Linked DNA regions of Homo sapiens: region 2 is linked to region 1. Evidence: chromatin contacts called from ENCODE Hi-C or POLR2A ChIA-PET data. All regions are on one chromosome and are shown on one strand. The core of a region is the stretch at or near the end of the contact, and the rest is flanking DNA. Distances in the headings are between cores, read along the strand shown.

Evidence for each region. Hi-C counts contacts between places; a loop is a spot of excess contacts on that map. ChIA-PET counts read pairs that join two places held with the same protein, here RNA polymerase II (POLR2A).
Region 2: a map of GM12878 shows a loop between it and region 1 (6-fold over the local background). The contact joins two enhancer-like sites. A Hi-C loop is called at or near these places in 2 of 168 maps with a recorded cell type or tissue (GM12878 and ovary). POLR2A ChIA-PET finds 5 or more read pairs at or near these places in 4 of 52 experiments (HEK293, OCI-LY7 and activated T-cell).

The regions. Positions count from the first base shown.
Region 1 is chr9:303,421-309,512 of GRCh38, forward strand. It overlaps DOCK8 (dedicator of cytokinesis 8), which reads left to right. Exons shown (of 48, transcript NM_203447.4): 5 at 1,161-1,284. Among named protein-coding and RNA genes, the nearest start is that of DOCK8-AS1, 91 kb to the left of the region's middle. Within about 2 kb of position 3,696, at least 2 of the 41 ENCODE cell types and tissues checked have a DNase peak (open chromatin) inside an H3K27ac peak, as active enhancers do.
Region 2 is chr9:370,326-376,432 of GRCh38, forward strand. DOCK8 (dedicator of cytokinesis 8) reads left to right here. Exons shown (of 48, transcript NM_203447.4): 17 at 1,103-1,241; 18 at 1,860-1,961; 19 at 5,885-5,980. Among named protein-coding and RNA genes, the nearest start is that of DOCK8-AS2, 97 kb to the right of the region's middle. Within about 2 kb of position 1,251, at least 2 of the 41 ENCODE cell types and tissues checked have a DNase peak (open chromatin) inside an H3K27ac peak, as active enhancers do.

The DNA.
Region 1 (6,092 bases), core at 2,446-4,945:
TTGGTACATATACACCATGAAATACCACACAGCCATAACAAAGAACAAAATCATGGGGGTTTTTTTGCAGCAACATGGATGCAGCTGGAGGCCATTATCCTAAACAAATTAACACAGGAACAGAAAACCAAATACCACATGTTCTTATTTATAAGCAGGAGCTAAACATCGGGTAAACATGGGCATAAAGATAACACGGTAGACACCAGGGATTACTAAAGAAGGGAGGATGGAAGCAGGTGTGGGTTGAAAAACTGCCTATTGAGTACCATGGTCACTATGTGGGTGACGTCAGTATCATGCATACATCAAACCTAAGTGACATGCAATTTACCCATGTAATGAATTTGCACATGTATCCCTTGAACCTAAAATAAAAGTTGGAAAAAAATAAAAGATAAGATATCCCGTATCCTCAATAAAAATAAAAGTGGCGTGTTTGTGCACTTGACTTTGTAACATGTTTTCCAAAGATGTCTTTGAGTCATAAAAATGGGAAATACACATGTTGGTTTCTCTAGTCATCACTTGACAACTTACATGTTTTACCTTTCTTATGATGGTCTGTCTCATTTCTTCAGTGACAGGGCTAGACATTCTGTTTTAAACTCTTCCCACAGCTGTATATTATTCAACACAACTTTAACAGAGTTCATAGAGTGGAGATTGAGGATGTTTGCAAAGTTAAATCATTTATTTTTATTTTTTCTTAACCATGTCCCGCCTGCTTTATTCATTATTAAGAACATTGATGTGAAGATTAAATGGTTTTCTCTATTTTTATCTTCAAACGATCTCTATTTGTGGCTTCTGCACATTGCTAGATTTATTCCAGCCACTTACACTAGGGTCATAGTTTAGCTTCAGCTCGGAGCCAAATGCCCCACAGCTGAAATGACCGCACCTCTGAAGTGGCATTTTCCCAGGCCATGCCTCCCTTTAATAATGAGCCAGCCAGGGGGTAAATTTGTATCTCATTACAACAGAGCCTTGTATTAGGCCTGGAGAATAATTAAATGTGAGGAATTATAATTGGTTCCCTCTTTGAAAGCTCTCTCAGCACCATGTCTACACTTAAGCCATTACTTTTATTTTTAATCTAATGGTTTGCCGCTCTCTCTCCCTCTTTCTCTCTCCAAATTAAATATCAACCATAAAAGAAACCAAGGAAGTCCAGAAATCTGTGGCTTTAAAAAGACTGGATCTCGAAAAGATTTTCACAAGACGCTTCCGAAACAGACGTTTGAGTCGGAAACCTTGGAGTGCAGTGAACCCGCTGCTCAGGTATTTCCTGTCAACAAACATGGTTACCAGGTTACTGGGCTCTTCTGCCCAGGGCATGCTGTCAGTTTTACAAACTAGAATAAACGATAGACGCATAGAAAGTTTGAGTAGGAGGAACTTTACCATCTGAGTCAGTGATTTTTTTTTTCAAACTTATTTGTAGCTGTAGAAATTGGTGTTCAAATGAAAACCCAGAAACCCAATGATTAAAATAGAAAAAAGTGGAAAAGCTCTAACTGGGGGACAGAGACACCTTGGGCCCATCCCTACGACAGTTCCTGCAGAGACTCTTGGTGCCCCTAAGGCAAACTACAGAGTAATGAAAAGCTCTATGCTGAGGCCAGAATACCTGCATTCTCCTAGTGATTCTACCATGTACTAACTCTCTAACTTCAAGCAGGATAATTAAACTTATTGGGCTTCAGTTTCCTCCCCTGGGAAACAAGGATGGTAATACTAACTCATGAGGTTATTTGAGTATTAAATGAGTTAATATCCATAAAGAATTAGAATAATGCCAAGTACACTTAGTGCCTAGTCAATGCTGGTCACTGTTATTGTTATTGTCATTATTCTTTTTCTTTTTTTTTTTTGTTGAGACAGAGTCTCGCTCTGTCGCCCAGGCTGGACTGCAGTGGCACGATCTTGGCTCACTGCAAGCTCCGCCTCCCGGGTTCACGCCATTCTGCTGCCTCAGCCTCCCAGGTAGCTGGGACTACAGGCTCCCGCCACCACGCCCAGCTAATTTCTTTTTGTATTTTTAGTAGAGACGGGGTTTCACCGTGTTAGTCAGGATGGTCCTGATCTCCTGACCTTGTGATCCGCCCGCCTCGGCCTCCCAAAGTGCTGGGATTACAGGCATGAGCCACCACGCCTGGCCAGTTGTCATTATTCTTATAAAGTAATTACAGTTTAAAATTCAAGTTAAAGTGTACATATTGTGAAATGAGCTTTTAACACTATTCTGTAACTAATTTTTTAAATGCCTGGGGTCATTTGAAGAACTCCAGCAAACACTCTAACAAATAGAAGACAGAAAGAAAGCAAGCCTTCATTTGCATAAAACGGCCAAAGAACAATAGCCAAATAAATTCCATGTTTCCAAAAGTTAAGCTCTATACACCTATGCTCACAGCAGCATTATTCACAGCAGCCAAAAAGTAGAAGCAGCCCAAGTATCCATCCATAATGAATGGATAAACAAAATGTGGTCGCCAGGGGCTGGGGGAGGGAGGAGTAGGAAGTTATTGTTTAATGGGTAGAGTTTCGGCATCCCAAGATGAACAGCATTATGGAGATGGATGCTGGTGATGGTTATACTGCAGTGTGAATGTGTTTAACACTACTGAGCTGTCCAACCTGCCCATTTTATAGATGAGAAAAATAAAATTGAGAAGAAAAAATTTGTTCAAGTTTGCACAGAACTTCTTGTAAACTAATATAGTTTTCAGCTTCCATGTGTCTTCATAATACAGGAATCTCACCATGCTGGAAATGATTCGAGGTTTTTAAATAATACTAATTTTTCAGACAAGGTGGTCCCCCTAAAGCAAAGCCCACTACTTACTTGGAGCTTCACAGTAGAATCAGCCATCATTTCCAGCGCTAAATATGACAGGCTTACTGAGGGATAGAATACCTGGATGCTCTGCTCTATGGGAGATTTAAGGAATTTTTCATCAGTAATTTTGACTGAATTCCATTTTCACCCTACATGCTGACCAATTAAATTGTTCCTCTTAATGTTAGTCAGATAGAAGCCACGGTAGGTATTTCAGCAGAAGAAATTTAACACAGGGAATTGATTAAACCGGTTTTGGAGGTCTGAGAGAACCAAAAGGGAAAAATGGAGGCTATCCTAAAATCGTCATTATGGGAAACAGCACACCAGCCTGGGGCTGGGGTATACGGCAGTGGTTCTCCACTTCAGCTTCATCAGAATCTCCCAGAGGGTTTGTTCAAATATAGGTTGCTGGGCCCTGTCTGCTGGAATTTCTGATTCAGTAGGTCTGGAGGGTGAACCTCATACTTTTTAATTAGCATTTCCTAAGTGATGCTGATGCTGCTGGTCCCAGGACCACAATTTGAGGACTGCAGGTCTAGGGGAAGATCTTGGAGTTGTCAGAACGTAGAAGCTCAGAAGAGGAGCCTGAGAGCAAGGACTGAAATCCCTGAGAAGGTACTGCCCAGCTGGTGGTGTTGTCTCAAGATCTCAGAGGGAAAAACCTCATGAAGCCTGGACTCACGCCTCACAGGAGGAGAAATTGCCCGGCTGGTGCTGGTACCTTCAAGGAGGTAAGATAAGGGTGATTCTGGAAGTACCAAAAGAACCTGAAGGCTAGAACCAGCTGTCACTACGAAGGTGAGAGGAATAGCAAGAGGAAGGAGCCAGGCCCTTTGACCTCCTTGAACCATCCGGTAACCCTGTAGTGCTCCCTATTGACAGAACCTAAAGGGAGCAGCAGACACAGCGGAAATATGATTTGCTGACCTAGCATCAAAGAACAAGGCATAAAAGGGTGAATTTGGAGCCCAGAAACAATAGGTGAAGACCAGCGTACACACAAAGCACACGCTTTCCTGCAGCATACTAGCAGAGAACTCAAGTCACTGTGTTGTGTGTGGTTTTTTTTGTTTTTTTTTTTTTTTTTTTTTTTTTTTTTTTTTTTTTTGAGATGGAGTTTTGCTCTTATTGCCAGGCTGGAGTGCAATGGCATGATCTCGGCTCACTACAACCTCCGCCTCCCAAGTTCAAGCGATTCTTCTGCCTCAGCCTCCCGAGTAGCTGGGATTACAGACATGCGCCACCACGCCTGGCCAATTGTGTATTTTTAGTAGAGACAGGGTTTCTCCATGTTGGTCAGGCTGATCTCGAACTCCTGACCTCAGGTGATCCACCCACCTTGGCCTCCCAAAGTGCTGGGATTACAGGTGTGAGCCACCGCACCCGGCCCACTGTCTGTGTTTAAGAGCCAACTTGATCATATGATCCAGCAGTCTCACTACTAGATATATGTCCAGAGGAAAGGATATCAGTATATCAAAGAGACATCTGCACTCCCATGTTTATTGCAGCACTATTCACAGTAACCAAGACGTGGACTCAACCTAAGTATCCATCAGCAGAAGAATGGATAAAGAAAATGTGGTATGTATACACGATAGAATACTATTCAGCCATAAAAAAATGAAGTCCTGTCATTTGCATCAACATGGATGAGTCTAGAGGATAAGTGAAATAAGCCAAGCACAGTAAGACTAATACTGCATGATCTCACTTATATGTGGAAGATAAATAAGTTGATCTCATAGAAGTAGAGGGTAGAAGTGGTAACTAGATGCTGGGAAGGATGGATGGAGAAGGGAATAGAGAGGTTGGTTAACGGTTACAAAATTATAGCTAGATAGGAGGAATAAGTTCTAGTATTTGATAGTACTGTAAGGTGACTAGAATTAATAATAATTTATTCTGTGTTTCCAAATAGCTAGAAGAAAGGATTTTGAATGTTCCCAACACAAAGAAATGATAATTGAGGCAATGGGTACACTAATTACCCTGATTTGATCATTACACATTGTACACAGGTATTGAGATATTACACTGTATTCCATAAATAGGTACAACTATTATGTGTCTATTAAATTTTTTTAAAGAGCCAAATTGTACAAAAGTTGTTTGTTTTGAAATATTGGAATAATACTCATCATGGAGAGAATCTCAGACTGCGAGATGACAGCAATGTTTTCAATTCCACTCTCATTCTTGTGCACCTTCTTATTGAGTAGAATGGTGAGGCCACATAGCTAGATTTATAAAATTTAAACAAGTATATGATAAGATTCCTTGGTACACGTAGATTTTATAAAAATTAGATTATATTATGCATAATATTGCAAAACTTCCTTTTTCATATTAGCAATATACTGTGATTATCTTTCTCTTCCAATTAATACGTGTTCTTTCTTTTTTAGAGACAGAGTCTTGCTCTGTCGCCTAGGCTGGAGTGCAGTGGCACGATCTTGGCTCACTGCAACCCCTGCCTCCCAGGTTCAAGTGATTCTCCTCCCTTAGCCTCCCGAGTAGCTGGGACTACAGGCATGTGCCACGACACCCGGCTAATTTTTTGTATTTTTAGTAGAGACGGGGTTTCACCATGTTAGCCAGGATGGTCTTGATCTCCTGACCTCATGATCCCCCGGCCTTGGCCTCCCAAAGTGCTGAGATTACAGGCATGAGCCACCGCACCTGGCCAGGTTCTTTCTTTTAATGGCTACATAACATTCTATTTTATGAAAGTTCCAAAATCTCTTAACACTTCCTTTTTGGGGGCATTTAGTTTACTTCTATTGTTTTGCTATCACGAACAGTGTTTCAGAGATGCCCTTGCCCTCACATTCTTGCACACTTGCCAGTTATACCCTACGGATAAATTCTTAGAAGTGAAATTTCTAGATTAAGGGATGAGTAATGTTAGATTTTTTTACTTATATGTATCTTGATATCCTTTTAAATAAATTTGGGAAATTAAAGTCATTTTCCTTAAACTCTTATAAATTTTAAGAAAAACAAAAGTATTAATAATCGAAGTGTTAATATTGATTATTTCTAGCACATTCAGTTTGGGGAAAATTTATGATCTAGTAGAGTAGTACTTTTGTGAGGTAGATGTCACAAAAAATGTGTAGTATGGAGAAATTGTCCAGTAGTATGTCCATTTAGTAGAATTTTGAGAATAACATTTTGCCATAAATTTTATAGATATTTACCATTAATCCATTTGTAGTCCTACAACATATAGTTGATTACA
Region 2 (6,107 bases), core at 1-2,500, 64 kb after region 1:
ATATGCCAAGATGGTTTCATCATCTCCTGGTTTTTCCAAGTCCCGTGGGTGGTTCCTCCTAACTATTTTTATAATTCAGGGACTGAGGGGCAAAGGAAATCCATGCCAGTTCCGTGACTCTGTGTTGAAGATGTATAACTTTGCCATTAACCAAGACTGAGAGAAGAACGTGTCTTCAAGAATCCAATATAGTTTTGACTTTTCCAGAAGCTTCTATTCTAGTATGATGCAAAGAGGTTGTATTACGTTAATTAAGGAAACACATTTCCTAACTTGCTTTGAGACCCTGGAGGGGACCAGAAGCACAGTCCGGCTCCCCTTGCCCTGTGTGTCCCTGTCCGCTCCACTTGACACCTGCCCCACTGTCTGCCTAGGCTGACCAAAGGAGAAATGGAACACTCATTATTCCACCGGCAAATGGAGTCATGGGATAATGCCCACCCTATTATTCATGTTCCACAGGGAAGGGAGAGACACCTGCACAGTGTTGGACGGAATTGGGTTTGATCCGGGCCTGATAACCTGGGCCTAATTAAGTCCTTCATTTAAGCACATTCTGGGATTGGGATGAGGATTAAGTGAGGTAATGTACATTACATACCTACATTACTTTACAATGTACGTAATGTACTTCGTAATTAATGAAGAACCTAGGGCTTCATAATGCAGTTAAATTGGTTCCTTTTTCCTCCTGCCTCATTCATTTGCTTCTACTCTTTGATGAGTGCAGCTAGGTGCTAGGCTTGGTTCCTTGGGTAGAAATGGAAAAAGGAGGTCACAGCAGGAGTCCAAACCTCATCCTTTCTTCAAATTAAGTTGTTGGAGTTTTCCATTGTGTGGGGGAGTTGTTTTTTGTTTTTTGTTTTTTGTTTTTTGTTTTTCCTGACAAAGCCTTTAGTTCATGAACAGTTTTATGTAAGGGAAGTGCATCTAATAACATAAGCTTGGTCTCAGGGACTTCCAGCTTCAGAGCAGAGTAATGTAAAATGAAAAGCAAAACACCAGGCAAATTCTGAGGAGCAAAGGGGCTGTGGCGTTTTACAATCAGAGAAGTCATCATTCTTGCTAAAAGTTATTTGTGTATAATGTGCTTTTGAAACAGGTCTCCTGACTTTTATGAAGAAGTGAAAATTAAGCTCCCCGCTAAGCTCACAGTAAATCACCACCTCCTGTTCACCTTCTACCATATCAGCTGTCAGCAGAAGCAAGGAGCCTCCGTGGAAACTCTCCTGGGATATTCAGTGAGTTGTTTCCAGCCTGCTGACTCACACTGCAGTTGTTGGTGCATCTGAGGTCCCTGCAGAGATAAACAACCAAATTCTATTCACTTGATTTTTTCCAGTCAGAAGTAGCAAAACATGCTAAGCCACATTATAGCAAGAGGCAGAAATGATTTGCCTTAGCAAATGTCAAATTTCAGGAATGGAAAGCTAGCGGGTGATAGATGTTGGAAGAATACTCATCTGTTTTTTAAAAAGCATTGCAGTGTTCACTATTTCCAAATTTAATATCCATGCTTCACGTATAGAACTAGCTTTGTCCCCCAAGAAGAAACCATTTTTTCTTTAAAAGATATAAAAGGTGAAATAAACATTGATGTTGTTCAGACACACACAAACATTGGCTACAGAGAAAAATGCTACTGCTTTAGCTCCAAAAGCAATAAATCATCAATATTACCATTTCAGGAGGTCTCGGAGATTTAAAATGCAAAGAACTGGACAGAAATTACTGCCAAAAAGAGTACTGGTCAATATCTACTCACTGTTTAGTTGCATTTGATTATTGCGAGCTAGATAAATTATCAGAATTATATGCTGTAATAAATACCACTTTATTATTTACATCATCTGTTTCAGTGGCTGCCAATTCTCTTAAATGAACGTCTTCAAACTGGATCCTACTGTCTCCCAGTTGCCTTGGAAAAATTGCCACCCAACTACTCCATGCATTCTGCTGAGGTAATTGGCAAGCTGGCCATCAGCTGTTTCTTGTCCAGCTGTAGTCTTGGACCACCTTCCCAGACTCACTTTCCATTCCCATGTGGCCATGGATGTTCATCATGTTCTCAGAGAGCACATTGTTCTGATAGGATGGGAGGAATAACTGACTGTGAAACCTCATTCTTTTAAATGCCACCAAATCAGAATGTTCAGTAGACGCAACCTACACCCAAGGCAGCATAACCTTGCATTATCTACCACAGAGGGATTCCCAGAATAATGTATTATAGAAGAGGAGGCAAACTAAGGCCATTCATAGTAAACAACTGTTCCCATCAAGGATCCTTATAAAAGATTCCCAGGCCAGATTCATCCGTTTCTTTCTTGGGTCAGTTGTCACAGCCCTCCGGTAGATACCAAGGTATTTATTCTCCTACCAATCCCAATGCCAATAGCCTTTCCCACTTCCTGTTTCTGGCACTTTCTCTTGCTCATCCACTCTGCTGCAGTGCACCCATTTAAAGAGAAGCCCAGGTGGATCAACTGAGGTCAGGATTTCAAGACCAGCCTGGCCAAGGTGGCAAAACCCCATCTCTACTAAAAATACAAAAATTAGCTGGGCCTGCTGTTGGGTGCCTGTAATCCCAGCACTTTGGGAGGCCGAGGCAGGCAGATCACTTGAGGTGAGAAGTTCAAGACCAGCCTGGCCAACATGGTGAAACTCCATCTCTACTAAAAATACAAAAAAATTAGCCGGGCGTGGTGGCGGGTGCCTGTAATCCCAGCTACTCGGGAGGCTGAGGCAGGAGAATCGCTTTAACCTGGGAAGTGGAGGTTGCAGTGAGCTGAGATCACACCACTGCACTGCAGCCTGGGTGACAGAGTGAGACTCCATCTCAAAATAAATAAATAAAAAATAAATAAAGGGAGCCCAGGGGACTGTCCACCCTGACTGCACCAGCTGTCACACTGCTAGCCCACTTCTCAGTTCCTTGCATAGGTTTACATCAATAAGTATTATTTTGAAGTAAATCTCGGACATCATATTTCATTTTAGTCTGCATCTTAAAAGATAAGGGATTTGTTTTTAACCATCACAATACCATTGTCATACTTTAAAATTTTAACTGTAATTTCTTAGTATCATCAAATATTCAGTCACTGATCAAATTTTTAATTATCCCACTAATGCTATATTTTTGACGCTTGCTTTTTAAAATTGGTATTCAGATAAGGTCCACACACTGATATTGATTGTTACATCTCTGGAGACGCTTTTAATCTACAGATCCTCCATCTCTTTTGCTTTCCTTGCAATTTTAAGTTGAAGAATTTCTCAGAAATTTGAATTTAATTTCAACCGTTCCAGTCAACTTTCTTCTCTGTTCTTTCGCCATCTACCGTCTCACTTCCGGCTGTTTTCCTCTTATTTTCTTTTTTCCTTAAAGAGAGAACCAACTTTTGCCCTGGACCACAGGCATGTGTCTGGTAAACCAAAACTTCTCTCATCAAAGCCATCTAAGGGGCAATCCGAGTATGTCCACAGACATTTCCCTGATTGGTCTTTATGATTTGGACATCAACACCTTTCAGTATCCCTCAAAACCACCTTCTTATCATCAAGTTGCACACTCTAATTTCTTAGAACCCCCTATTATCTTTTTAAGCTATAGGAAAGACCTGAGTGTTGGAGAGAGACAAATCTGTGTCCAAAGTCTAGATTCTGCCACTCCCTAGCTGTGTGAATGTTGGTGAGTTGCTTACCCTCTCTGAGTCTCGAAGATGAAACTGAGCCCATATCTGCATATCTGCCTATAAGGTTGCTGTAAGCATTAAATGAGATAATGCTTGCCAAACAACAAACTCAATTCCTAAGTAAACATTAATTCCTTTTTCTTACTTGCGCTATGCTGTGTTTATAGATATACCCTTAGCCTCTCTTAGTATCCTTTAAACCTGCACTGTCTGATAAGATAGCCACTAGCTGTATGTGGCTATTGAGGAAAATATGGCTAGTTCAAACTGAGATATGTGCTATAAGTAAAATATGCAACAGATTTCAAAAACTTCATGGGGAAAAATGTGAAATATTGTATTAATAATTTTTTACATTGATTACATATTGAAACAGTCTTTAGGCTGTATTGAGTTAAATGAAATATTACTTTCACATGGTCCTTTTGTGTTTTTTTTTTTTTTTTTTTTTTTTTAGAGACAGGGTCTTGCTCTGTCACTCAGGCTGGAGTGCAGTGGCGTGATCACAGCTCACTGTAATCTTGAACTCATAGGCTCAAGCAGTCGTCTCACCTCGGCCTCCTTAGTAGCTGGGACTATAGGCATGCACCACCACGCCCAGCTAATTTTTTTTTTTTTTTTCATTAGAAACAGTGTCTTGCTATGCTGCTCAGGCTGGTCTCAAACTCCTGGCCTCATGTGATCCTCCCACTTTGGACTCCCAAAGTCCTGGGATTATAGGTGTGAGCCACCATGCCCGGCCCCTTTTTACTTTTTTAATGTGGCCACTAGATGATTTTAAATTACATATATAGCTCACGTTATATTTCCACTGGACAGTGCTATTTTAGATCACAGATGGCAAACTCAAGTGCCCACAGGATCCAGATGAGTAACATAAATGAATGCCTTGTTCTGGTGGCATCTGTTCACTCTGGAGATTGTCTCTTCCCCATCTGAAGGTCACAGCTGTTCTCTTCACTCTGCAGATTGGTGACATGCTGGGATATAAGGCCAATTTTTTCATTTCTTCCAGTACTCAAATGAAGTTAGAAAAGCAGTCTTTTATAGGAAATTTTCAGGCTTTCAAATATTGGTAATTAATTTTTTAAAGTTCCTAATACTTCAAACAGAACGTGTGTGTAGGCTAGAGCCCACTTTGGGCCCCAGCTTTTGACTGCTTCAGATAGCTTTAAAGGTCTCCATCCCCTGTACACATCTACCTTTCATTATGATGAAAGACATACAAACCTAGGCGAGGCCCTCACTCAACACTGCAGGACATCTCTAAAGGAATGCAATTTCAATGGGAATTTAAGGCAAGAAACTGTCTGTAAGACCTACGAAGGTAATGATATATAAACGTATAAAAGAGTCACTTTGAGTAATTAAAGCAGGAGCCGACCTGGCCTAGAAACATGTGGGAAACACTTGGAAAAACTGTGGTGAAAGGGAAAGTAATATCGGGTACTCAAAAGTATTAAAATTTCATGTCTTGTAAAGATATTCTATACTTTGTCCTGACAATTCTGATTAATGGGGAAATTGCTGGGATCTTAATTTATTTTAATTCCTAGAATCCAGAATCATCAATGCTGGTTTGGAACTTAGAGACAGATTACACCGTTCAGCCCTCTTCTCACAGCATGAGAACAGAACACTAAGGCCCAGAAAGTTTAGTTGAGTCGTCTAAGTAAAAATAACTAGTTTGAAGCGGGGCACAGTGGCTCACACCTGTAATCCCAACATTTTGGGAGGCTGAAGTGGGCAGATCACTTGAGCCCAGAAGTTTGAGACCAGCTTGGGCAACATGGTGAAACCACATTTCTACAAAAAATAGAAAAATTAGTTGGGTGTGGTGGTGTGTGCCTGTAGTCCCCGCTACTCCAGAGACTGAGACGGGAGGATCATTTGAGCCCAGGAGGTCGAGGCTGCAGTGAACCGTGATTGCACCACTGCACTTCAGCCTGGCGACAGAGTGGGACCCTGTCTCAAAAGGAATGAATAAATACATAAATATTAACTAGTTTGGTGTAGAATTGAAGTTGAATCCAGGGCTCCTGACTCCAAGAACAGTTAGATTAGTTTTCAAGAGAGTTCTGTATTTGTATAACCCTGACATTTCCAGTCAAGTTGGTCTGCATTGCTTGTTAGTAATCAGAAAAGGGAATTGGATTGCTAATCTTTTTTTTTTCTCTTTAACACAGAAAGTCCCATTACAGAATCCTCCCATTAAGTGGGCTGAAGGACATAAGGGAGTATTTAATATTGAAGTGCAAGCTGTTTCTTCTGTACACACCCAGGTAAGGAATGTCAAGGTTAATCATGAAGGTAAAGGTGCAGCGGAGGAGCCTTTGAAGGACAGGCCAATAAAAGATCAGTGAAAATCCTTGTCTACAGATAAATAAAAAATAACCCTTTAGTTCTTTG